Regions from separate parts of the Homo sapiens genome. Here region 2 is linked to region 1. A link is a contact called in ENCODE Hi-C or POLR2A ChIA-PET data. All regions are on one chromosome and are shown on one strand. The core of a region is the stretch at or near the end of the contact, and the rest is flanking DNA. Distances in the headings are between cores, read along the strand shown. Region 1 has its middle 34 kb from the start of LINC01641. Region 2 overlaps CDC42BPA (CDC42 binding protein kinase alpha).

What was found. Hi-C counts contacts between places; a loop is a spot of excess contacts on that map. ChIA-PET counts read pairs that join two places held with the same protein, here RNA polymerase II (POLR2A). Pooled maps may share reads with other maps.
Region 2: a loop to region 1 is called in a map of endothelial cell of umbilical vein, with 6 times the contacts of the local background. The contact joins two enhancer-like sites. A Hi-C loop is called at or near these places in 2 of 168 maps with a recorded cell type or tissue (PC-3 and endothelial cell of umbilical vein), 1 of 37 single-sample maps with no recorded cell type and 2 of 50 pooled maps. POLR2A ChIA-PET finds 5 or more read pairs at or near these places in 5 of 52 experiments (BJ, MCF 10A, PC-9 and 2 more).

Annotation. Positions count from the first base shown.
Region 1 is chr1:227,425,060-227,430,356 of GRCh38, forward strand. No RefSeq gene overlaps it. Among named protein-coding and RNA genes, the nearest start is that of LINC01641, 34 kb to the left of the region's middle. Within about 2 kb of position 3,917, at least 13 of the 41 ENCODE cell types and tissues checked have a DNase peak (open chromatin) inside an H3K27ac peak, as active enhancers do; they include PC-9 and endothelial cell of umbilical vein, where a contact is called at or near this core.
Region 2 is chr1:227,298,022-227,303,676 of GRCh38, forward strand. All of the region lies in intron 1 of CDC42BPA (CDC42 binding protein kinase alpha), which reads right to left. Among named protein-coding and RNA genes, the nearest start is that of CDC42BPA, 18 kb to the right of the region's middle. Within about 2 kb of position 1,335, at least 2 of the 41 ENCODE cell types and tissues checked have a DNase peak (open chromatin) inside an H3K27ac peak, as active enhancers do; they include PC-9 and endothelial cell of umbilical vein, where a contact is called at or near this core.

The DNA of each region.
Region 1 (5,297 bases), core at 2,667-5,166:
TGTGGGGAGGCAGAACGTTTTGGCGGTGGCTGTGCTGGAGTTGAGTGTCCAGCAGCGCAGCAATGAGTGTTCAGGGGTGCCAGAGCCCAGCAGCATGATGACAAGTGCCCAGCATTGACAACACCAATGGCAGCATGCCAAGTAGAATATCTTTGTGCCTTGCCACCTTGTTTTTTTTTAAACAGTCTCGCTTTGTCACCCAAGCTGGAGTGCAGTGGTGTGATCATGGCTCACTACAGCCTCGACCTGGGGCTTAAACGATCCTCCTGCCTCAGCCACCTAAGTAGCTGGGACTACAGGCACGCACCATCATGCCTGGCCAATTTTTAATTTTTTTTTTTTAATTGATGAGGACTCTCTATGCTGCCAGGCTGGTCTTCAATTCCTGAGCTCCTGCCTTGGCCTCCCACAGTGCTAGGTCATGAGGCCTCCCTAGATTTTTATCCAATTTCATCACCTGGTTCTCCAGCCTTGCACTGATTCTTTGAACCATATGATACATTTCCAATAAATCCACTTTCCAACTGAGATTTCCATTGGTGGCAACCAAGAATTCTGTCTGATAGACCATCTGTTTCTTCTTGAACACACAATCCAGGAACAACTGAGTTTGGTGGACTTGATGAGGCCATTTCCTGCACTCTTACCGATCCTCCCACTATGTGCTAATTGCTTTACTTTCTCTTAAAACTGAAGAAGCTGTGTGTGCTCCCGAAACTGCCATGCAGGACCTCAGTAGATGTGTGCCATAGAACCACAAGCAAGCTCAGATAAATGACTAGGAAGCAGGAAGATGCATCTGATGGCTTCTCTGCATGAAGACCAAATAAAAGGAACCTTGTACGTGGACTCTTTTTAAAAATTAAAATTTATTTTGTTTCTTGCATCTAATATAGAAATAATTCATATTCATTGTGGAAGATCTGTGGGAAAAAAAATAGAAAGAAAAAAAGACTCACCTGTCATCTACCAAACACCAATAGACACAATTGAAATGATGATGTGTTTCTAATGTTTTTTTTATAAAGATCTTTTCATAGCTATGTTCATCCTGAAAATTCTGAAAAGAGCAGCAACATTTCCAGTACATTATTGATATGCACACACATACAGTATATACACATTGTATTAGACTGTTCTGGCATTGCTATAAAGAAATACCTGAGATTGAGTAATTTATAAAGAAAAGAAGGTTTAATTAGCCACAATTCTGCAGGCTGTAAAGGAAGCATGATGTTGGCATCTGCTCGACTTCTGGAGAGGCTTCAGGAAACTAACAATCATGGCAGAAGGTGAAGAGGAAGCAGGCACTTCACATGGCCAGAGCAGGAGCAAGAGAGAGAGGGCGGAGGTGCTACACACCTTTAAATGACGAGATCTCATAAAGAAGTCACTCACTATTGCAAGGACAGTACCAAGGGGATGGTACTAAATCATTCATGAGAAATCTGCCCCCATGATTTAAACACTTCCCACCAGGTCCACCTCCCATATGGGGAATTACAACTGAACATGAGATTTGGGTGAGGACACAGATCCAAACCATATCAGATATAAAGTATGTATATATGAAAAGGTAATGGGAATGTTTATCATATGTTATATATATTCCTCCACTTTATATATAATATAAATATTGAGATATAAACATTATGAATATAAATTATATATGTAAATATAAATTATAATTATAGGCTGGGCATGGTTGCTCACGCCTGTAATCCCAGCATTTTGGGAGGCCGAGGCAGGCAGATCACTTGAGGTCAGGAGTTTGAGACCAGCCTGGGCAGCATGGTGAAACCCCATCTCTACCAAAAACACAAAAAATTAGCTGGGTGTGGTGGCAAGAAACTGTAGTCCCAGCTACTCAGGAGGCTGAGGCAGAAGGATTGCCTGAACCCCAGAGGTGGAGGTTACAGTGAACAGAGGTCCTGCCAGTGCACTCCAGCCCGGGTGATGGAGCGAGACTCCATCTCAAAAAAAAAAAAAAATAAATAAATAAACAAATAAAATTATCATTATACATATTATATTTATATTATATAATACAATACATAATATAATTATATGTAATGTAATATAGAATATATTATATATTAGAATTATGTTAATGTTATAATATAAATATAAATTATAAACATTTATATATCATATATAATATTTATATTATTATCACTATAAATATATTTATATTTATGTTATATAATATTATATACTATAATATAATGATTCATATAATATATAACATATATTATAAATATTCATATTATATACTATAACATAAATACATATATTTATCCCCAGTACTAAATATAAGACAGTGAACTCTATTTTTCAGTAGGAAGCATTTCTCAAAGTGTCACATAGAACACTTATTCCTCCATTTGTTAATATCTGCTATACACATAATATAAAAAGATATTTTCTTGATCAGATAAGTTTGGGAAATGCTGAGCTAAAGTCAAACATATTTCTTTATTGCATGAATTTTCAGAGCTTTTAACACAGCAGAGTGCAAACATGCATTTCCCAACCCCTGTGTGACCACAGGACTCCCTTTTAAAGCACATTTCTCAGGATTAGTGTTCTAAGGAGCACGGACCCAGAAAGCTTAGAACTTCCTATCATGTTCCTTCTTCTTCCACCTACTTCATTATTGAAGAAACAGCTCAGAGTTGGTGGGAGGAAAAGAAGAATGTATTTCAGACACACAAAAGCAAAATTTGGAAAAGAAATAACAGAATGGGACCTTGGAAGTGATTTTCCTTTGTGGATGTGTTTATCTGTAAGGACATGTTTGAGGGTATGAGGTTCACAGACAAATGCCACGATTCGCACCCGAGAGAACTGAGGATAGAGCCATGCTGAATTCTAAGGGGGCAATCTTGTCTTGAGAAATATTGCTTCATAAGTGGGTCTACCCCTGCTTAAGTAAAATATCCAATTAATTTACTAGAACGCTGCATTGTCTGACTACAAGCAATTAATTTAATGTTACTCAATATCATTTCATTATTTGCCTCCCAAAAAAGACAGTTCTATATAACACATTTTCTAAATGATGCAAATAAGGATAAATGAGAAAATAAGGTAACACAAGAGGCATCGTTGAAGATGATGAGCATGTTCTTACTGGAACAAAGCTTGGGTTGACACAGGAAATCTCCATAAGAAATCCTGTTTTTGCCCCATGACTTTCCCAACTGACCTAAAGTCTGGTCAATCTCCAAGTGCAGTCTGCGCAGAATCTGAATTCATCCACAGATTAAGAATGAAAACATGCCTCTTCCATTAAACCAACAAGTGTGAATGCCAAACTGCAATTTGACATATACAGAAATTGAGGGAAACTGGAAGTAAAAAAAGAAACCTGAAATGGGTGATGTCTCCTAATAAACACCTTATTCACTGCCAGCTCTGCAAACTTGCTTTGTGCCAAAACCCATCCACGAGACTCCACAATACTCCTGACCCTGGTAGCTGTCATTTTTGGGATACGCTAAGCGTCTAGGAAAGTCTGGGAAATACCAGAGTTCAGAAGCACCTTCTTTCTGTGAAGGAGCCTAAAGGATATTCCAAGGCAACTTTCTAATTTTTTGGTTGAAATTTTCTTCATGCTTCTGTTTGGTGAGCTGCTCAGCTGACTCCCATGCCTGAGCTTCACAGTGCCAGCTCCCGCTGACCCTTGAGAGGGAAATGGAACCTGAGATTGTCAAAGCTGGAGGGGACCTGAATGATCATCCCCTCTAGCCCAACCTCCTCTGTTTACAGATCTGAAGGCAGGGAGCCTGAAACCCACCCAGCATCCTGGGAGTAAATGTGCTTTCCTCCCTTCTTCTATTTCTGTGCGATTTTCCCATGGCATCCAGCCAGAGCATCTACACCAGTAATGTCTAGAGGATTTATGAGGCCAAGCGATCCTTTGGGTTTCTACGCAGACCTAAACAGGAAACCCACACAAGGAAATGCCCTTTCTGTTTGCAGGCCAAATTCCCAGGATGCCTTCGCCAGAGTGCCCTGGCTGGAACAAAACAAAGGCCTGGCACAATAAATGCCCTTAGCTCCAAAGGCAGAGGTGCCCTCCCCACCTCTCCCCACCTCTCCCCATCCCCTCCCTAGTCCAGGAGGCCCTCTATTAGTTTAATGAGAATGAAACTTCCTTCTCTCAGAACTCAGCTTCACTTAATCCAACTGGTTGAGATGCTGGAGGGGGTCCCCCTGGATCTCCAGGTGGATTTCAGGGTATTACTTCTCCTTACCTGTGCAAAGTCAACCTGGGCAAGTCCTCCAGGTTAATTAACCAGACACCCTACTCACACCCCTCTTATTCTTTCTCCATGTTTAGCCCCTAGAAGATGCCTTAGAGATGAAAAAAAAAACACACGCATTTCCTAATGAAGAGGCAGCCAGATGCAGCCTCTGAGCCCTGACTGCACAGTGTGACAGTCACTCAACCCAACACAGCTCTCTTGCCTTTGCTGCAACCTCAACACCCTGCGTCCTGCCAAATCTCTTCCCATTTCATCAGTCCATCTATGCTGGTGTCCAGCCATTCCAGCCCACCATGGCATTTAAAAATCTTTCCAGCTCTCTGTGGAAGATCTGAGACTTGAGAAAGAGACTGTTGCTCAGGGCTGGACAGGAAGGAAGTATGCATTCCTGGCTCCCAGAACAGAACAGCAATGTGGGTGACCCTTCGTCCCCTCCCCAAGGCGTCCCCTTGGGCCGACACAAAAATAGATTCTATCCTCCTTGGTTCGTCTCCACCTCCCTCGGGAAAGAAGACACAGGCTTCGAGTGAGTCAACAGTATTATCGGGGCTTGACTGTCTTTCAGGAATGACCAGATGTTGGGAAGAGGATAATGTGCCATTTCCTTTAACAAATAGTCCGGGCATCTGTGCATTTCCTTTTGAGCCAGCTCTTCAGGAGACTGTGCTGCTGTGACAGGGAAGGACGAATCACCCTGGTTTCTACTCTCACGGATACTAGGGGGCTCCTTGAACCCTTTGGATTCCAGCCCTCCATTAAGAAAATATTTCTGTCCTTTGTATGCATGAGTGACACCACGAGAAGACAGCATAGGGAGTGGTTACAAGCAAAGAATTTAGAGACAAAATAAATGCTCTAAGGGAAAAAGACAAGTAGCCAAGGAACGCTGGGAGAGGGCTTGGAGGAAGCAAATTGTTCATCCATTCCCCCAAATCAGTGGTTCTCAGTAGAAAACCAACATGAGTAACATTTGCCTGGGAACTTGTCTACCACCCCAGCCCTACTGAAACTCCAGGGGTGAAGCCC
Region 2 (5,655 bases), core at 85-2,584, 130 kb before region 1:
TACATAAATATATACATACACCAAAAGAAAGCAGACTGAGAAAAAGCAGTGTGACTATATACAATGTTTTTTTTTATCTGTCTCAAAAAAAATCTCTCTTTCTCAGTGTAGTAGGTAAAAATTTCACACATATGGCATTTTCCAGAATACCTCCCTCCCCAGAGTCGTGCCACAATTCCAAATTCATATATATTGCCAAGGTACTGAAGACAAGCAACAGTTAAAGCACATCCAAGAAATATACACAAACACATAAAAAATAACAAGTGAAATTATGACAAAATAGTACCAGAAATTCAACCACTATTATAATTGCCCTTACTCAACTTGAGGCATTTTTTTTGTAATAATATCCTCAGGTAAATAGTTTCTTTTACTTTTCATAATTTGGCTAAACATGTATATAAACAAGCTAGTGTCATTAGTATGTTGGTGCTATAACCTAAAAACTCAGAAGAAAATTAAGGAGGGCATGGAAATCCTCCCCCTCTACTCCCTTACCCTAAACCTTGCCCTACGCATCACTTCCATTTGGCTGTCCCAGAGTTTTGTCCTTTATAATCAACTGTTAATATAGATTCATACTTCTCCAGCAAAAACATGCTTCTTTTAAGGAAAAAAGCCATTTGAAGCTATATAACAAAAAGCTTGCTGCATTCTGGCAAATGAAAGCCAAGGACTATCTGGCATAAGCAGATACAGACAGCAGCCGCTCAGTGGCTTATAGGTTTCAGTGACAAAAACTGAGAACTTTACAGAGAAGAAAGCACATGAAATATCTCAAACACTGCCTTTTCACTGAATTATAAAGATAATTCAATATCCATAAAAAAGGAAAATTAATCAAAACTAAGCTGAACAAAACACACTGCTCATCTATAACTTCACCTCAATATGCTAGAATAGAATCATATATAGCTCTTTACATTCTAGAGGCTGGTAACTTTCACAAATGGACAGCTGTAGAGTAGCATAAATAGAAATCAAGTGAAACAGTTAAAGTGAAAGTCATTCTATGAAAGAAGAGTAAATTTGAACTAAACATTTTCTTGGCATTTCTTCATAAAGCTTACTGGATTTTCAAAAGAAATTCAGACTCAAATACAGTTTGAGCCATGTGCAGAGAATTTTGGAAAGAAAATGAAACTTGACTTTTTAACTAATATTTAAGCAGCTTTATGTAAAAATTCTTAGGGTTGACGAACACTAAACAATTAGGGTTTTCAAAAACTGAATTTAATTGTCTGTTAAAAAACTAATGCCCTCTCACAGCAATCATCTTTGTATATCTGAGAACTGAAACATAAATGAGAAACACTGTTGCAAAGGAAATACTTCTACAGCTGGAGGGAAAATTCCTTTGTCATTTCCAAATACTAGTTATATTACATCATCTCCTTTTACTTCTTTTTTTAAATGGAATGGTTTACATGTTTTTTAGTAATACACCTAATTGAAAACAAAATATACTAAACTGTCATAAATATTTCATCCTAACCCTATTTTAAGCTGTAAATATATAATGTTATCTAGATACACTGATTAATATCTGCTTTAAATTCTATTGATTCTCAGCAAAGACATTAAATTTAGAAACTAAAATGATTACAGATTTATTATGTAAATTTTTTATGGCTTTGCTACTATTTTGATGTTTTTCCCTTTAGATAAAATGCAAGATAAATTTTTAGGTATGCAATCATGAACAAAATAAATGACCCACAGTCTGGAAAATAAAAACGACCTTGAGCAACAGAAGTAGTCAACAAACTAAACAGAATGATTTCTCATACAAGGAAGCAAAGTATTACATAATTCAATAATAATTTCTTTTGGGGTGTGTTTTTCAATATGCATCTGAATGTAAAGAGTCATAATGTTAAAGTAAATAAAGACGTCATTCTCGTCCTCTGAAAACCTGACTCAGGAGTAGTTAGAAAGCGGACCAGTTTTCTCAGAGTCCTACAGTTCAGCAATCCCCTGAAACAAACTTCTCTTAACCTTGCCCTAAAACAGACATGTAGGGAAGAGCTGGTCAGTTCTTTAGATTTTCAAGGGATTTTCTCTAGGAGAAGTTGAAATTCATTACAAGAGGAATTTCATTTAATATAAGGCACCTCTCATTATTAAAAAGTCAAAAACAACAGATGTTGCTGTGGATGTGGTGAAAAGCGAACACTTATAGACTGCTACTGGGAACGTAAGTTAGTACAACCTCTATGGAAAACTGTATGGAGATTTTTTAAAGAACTAAAAGTATATCTACCATTTGATCCAGCAATCCCACTGCTGGGTATCTACTCAAAGGAAAATAAGTCATTACATCAAAAACACACCTGCACACATATGTTTATTGCAACACAATTCACAATTGTAAAGATATGGAACCAACCTAAGTGCCCATCAACCAATGTAGGGATAAAGAATATATGGTATATATATACACACATACCATGGAATACTACTCAGCCATAAAAAGAACAAAATAATGTCTTTTGCAACAACTTGGATGGAGCTGGAGGCCATTATTCTAAGTGAAGTAACTCAGGAATGGAAAACCAAATACCGTATGTTCTCACTTATAAGTGGGAGCTAAGCTATGGGTACACAAAGGCAGACAGAGTAGTATAATGGAGGTGGAGACTCAGAAGGGAGAAGGAAGAAAGGGGGTAAGGGATAAAAAACTATATATTGGGTAAAATGTACAGTACTCAGGTGACGAGTGTACTAAAATCTTGGACTTCACCACTATACAATTCATCCATGTAACCAAAAACCTCTTGTACTCCAAAAGCTATGAGAATTTACACACACGCACACACGGCATTTCTTTGCATTTACAAGTATCAACTTGAACATCAGAAGAGCGGGTAAGCGCTGCTAAACCAAAGCTACCTTTGCAGTTGTATAGTTGACACGTATTCTGATGCCTCCTCATAGCACCTGGCAGCTCCTTAGTTTTAAGAAATAATAATCATATCCATCCTTTGCGTCATTTACATCATTTGTGTGATTTGTCTTCACTGCTCTGTTAGTGTTCTTTTGCTGTGTGTTCACAGAAGTATCTGTGTATCACTAACGAATTTAACCTACATAGGTTTTTTAGGAATCAACTAAACTCCTAAGACAAAGACTATAAATTGCCATCATAAGAACAGAGAAATAACTGAAGAAGAAAAAGACTGATCTGCTCAAAGAATATACTCATAAATTCTAACACAAATTTCCCATTCCCTCTATCCAGTTTTGAGCTCCTCGATTACAGGACTTAGAAATACCTCAAAAAGAAAAACACAAGTTTGAAAATAAGATCAGTGAAGTAGGAGTAAAGGATGTAGACATTTTTTTTTTTTTTTTGAGACGAAGTCTCACTCTGTCGCCAAGCTAGAGTGCGGTGGCGCGATCTCGGCTTACTGCAACCTCTGCCTCCTGGGTTCAAGCGATTCTCCTGCCTCAGCCTCCAGGGTAGCTGGGACTACAGGCATGTGCCACCATGCCCAGCTAATTTTTGTATTTTTAGTACAGACAGGGTTTCACTATGTTGGCTAGGATGGTCTCAATCTCTTGACCTCGTGATCTGCCCACCTCGGCCTCCCAAAATGCTGGGATTACAGGCATGAGCCACTGTGCCCAGCCGGATTTAGACTTTTTAATTCTGTAAAAACTACAGCTGTTTTTAAAATTTTCATTTTTATCAGTTATTCATAAATACACATTCAATCATCACTTAAGATTTAGGAAAAACATTACGCCCCGTACCTACTATCACTTCCACCAAAAAAAAAATTCCCTTTCCATACCATCCTCCCAATATGGTTACAGCATAATTTTAGTTAGATAAATATTAAGTGTTTCCATTACTATAACCATATAAGTTATTACTTTTCCTTTCCTAATTTCTATTTTTCTTATTGTTTTCTCATTTGCTTCATTTCCTAAGCAACCTTAAACCCTCCCCAGATTTTCTAATCTCCTCTCAAGATGTTCATCCATATCAGATACTTAAGTCTGTCCTGAAACCTTCTGAACTGCATCCTGTCTGTTATGGTTCACCTCTATGCTTGGTGCAAAGTTGTCATTTTGTATTCTCCCTTCATTACAGTCTTAGGAAATCCTTTCTACTCTCTCCTGCATTGTATCTCCTGCTTCCTATATCCTGTTACTTCCTCATCTTCATTCACTCCTTTACCTAGTTGCAGCTAAGGCAATCAACTCATTCCAGTTTGCCTAAGACTGTGCTGGTTTTAGTAGAAGTCCCACATCCTGGGAAGCTCCTTATCCTAAGTAAACCATTTGTAGCCCACAGGTTACAGAATTTTTAACACCTTCATGCCTAAAAATGTCCTTATCCCGCCCTCATACTTAAGAATTTGTCTGGATATAGAATTTCAGTTTAGAAACTGTTTTCCTTCAAAATATGAACACTGTCTTCTAGCTTCTAGAGTTGCTGCTGAAAAGGCCAAAGAGTTTCTGATTCTTATCCTTTGTATTCACACTCTTTGGAACCTTTTGGGGTCTCTTGTTTGTCCCCAGAGTTTTAGGAATTGCAAAATATATTGATTCTGAACCTTGATGCGAATCTATTTTCATCCACTGACCTAGGTACTTGGTAGGCCCCTTCTATCTAGGAACTCGTGTCCTTTGGTTCTACAACATTTTCTTGTATTGATGATTTTTTTCCCCCTCTGTTCTTTCAAAGTGCTCTTTTAGAATTCCTATCATTCATCAGATTATTATTCAGGCCTCCTCAATTGGTCCTCTAATTTTCTCCTCTATCTCCTCTTTTCTATCTCTCTGTGGCTTTTTGCTCCACTTTTCTACTTTCCAATCTTGTACTGAGGTTTCCATTTTAGCTATCATAATAATTTCAAAGAACTTTTTTCATTCTCTTTTGCTCCTTTTTATGGCATCCTGACTTCATGATTGCAGGATTTTCTCTCATCTCTGGAAAATACTGATAGTTTTATGTGATTTGGTTTTTTTGGGTTTTTTTTTTTTTTCGAAGTTATGCTTTCCCTGAAAAGTATGTTTCATGTGGGTTGCTTTCTTTGTTTGGGACTGTACCCTATAGAGGCTTTGAGGATCCTCAGATGTCTGGCAATTCTATTTTCCATTCATATTTAATTACGAGAACTAAAACATGATGTGAAGCTCCAAATCCTTGGGTGAAACCCCCTGATAACAAATCTCACTGTAGTGTGACTGCCTGAGCCCTTTACTGAGAAGCCTCTGATATCTGCATCTCTAAGTTCTTTCTTCTTGGGGAGAGTCAGATTCTCCAGACAAGACTCTTCTAATCTTCTAATCTCCTGTCCTAATCCCAGTTGCCAGCATTCTGGGAGCAGAAGTAAATACAAATTTACTTAATCTCCTTATTTTCAATATGAAATGTCCACCATAAACTATGCCTATGTTGCCCAATCCAGAAAACCTCTGTTGTACTAAGAACATCCAACATTTGTTTGAGGAGAGGGATAAAGTAACCCAATGGCACTCAACAGGGGAATTGCTCTAGAGTTTCTACTGCTTCTAAACCAGCCTCAATCAATCCTCTGTACTTTAGCCCTACCCATACCTCAACTTCCAGAGGTTCCTAAAGATAGCAATTTCTAAAACTTCTGAAGATTCTGCCAAGTAAACTGAACAGGTCCTCAG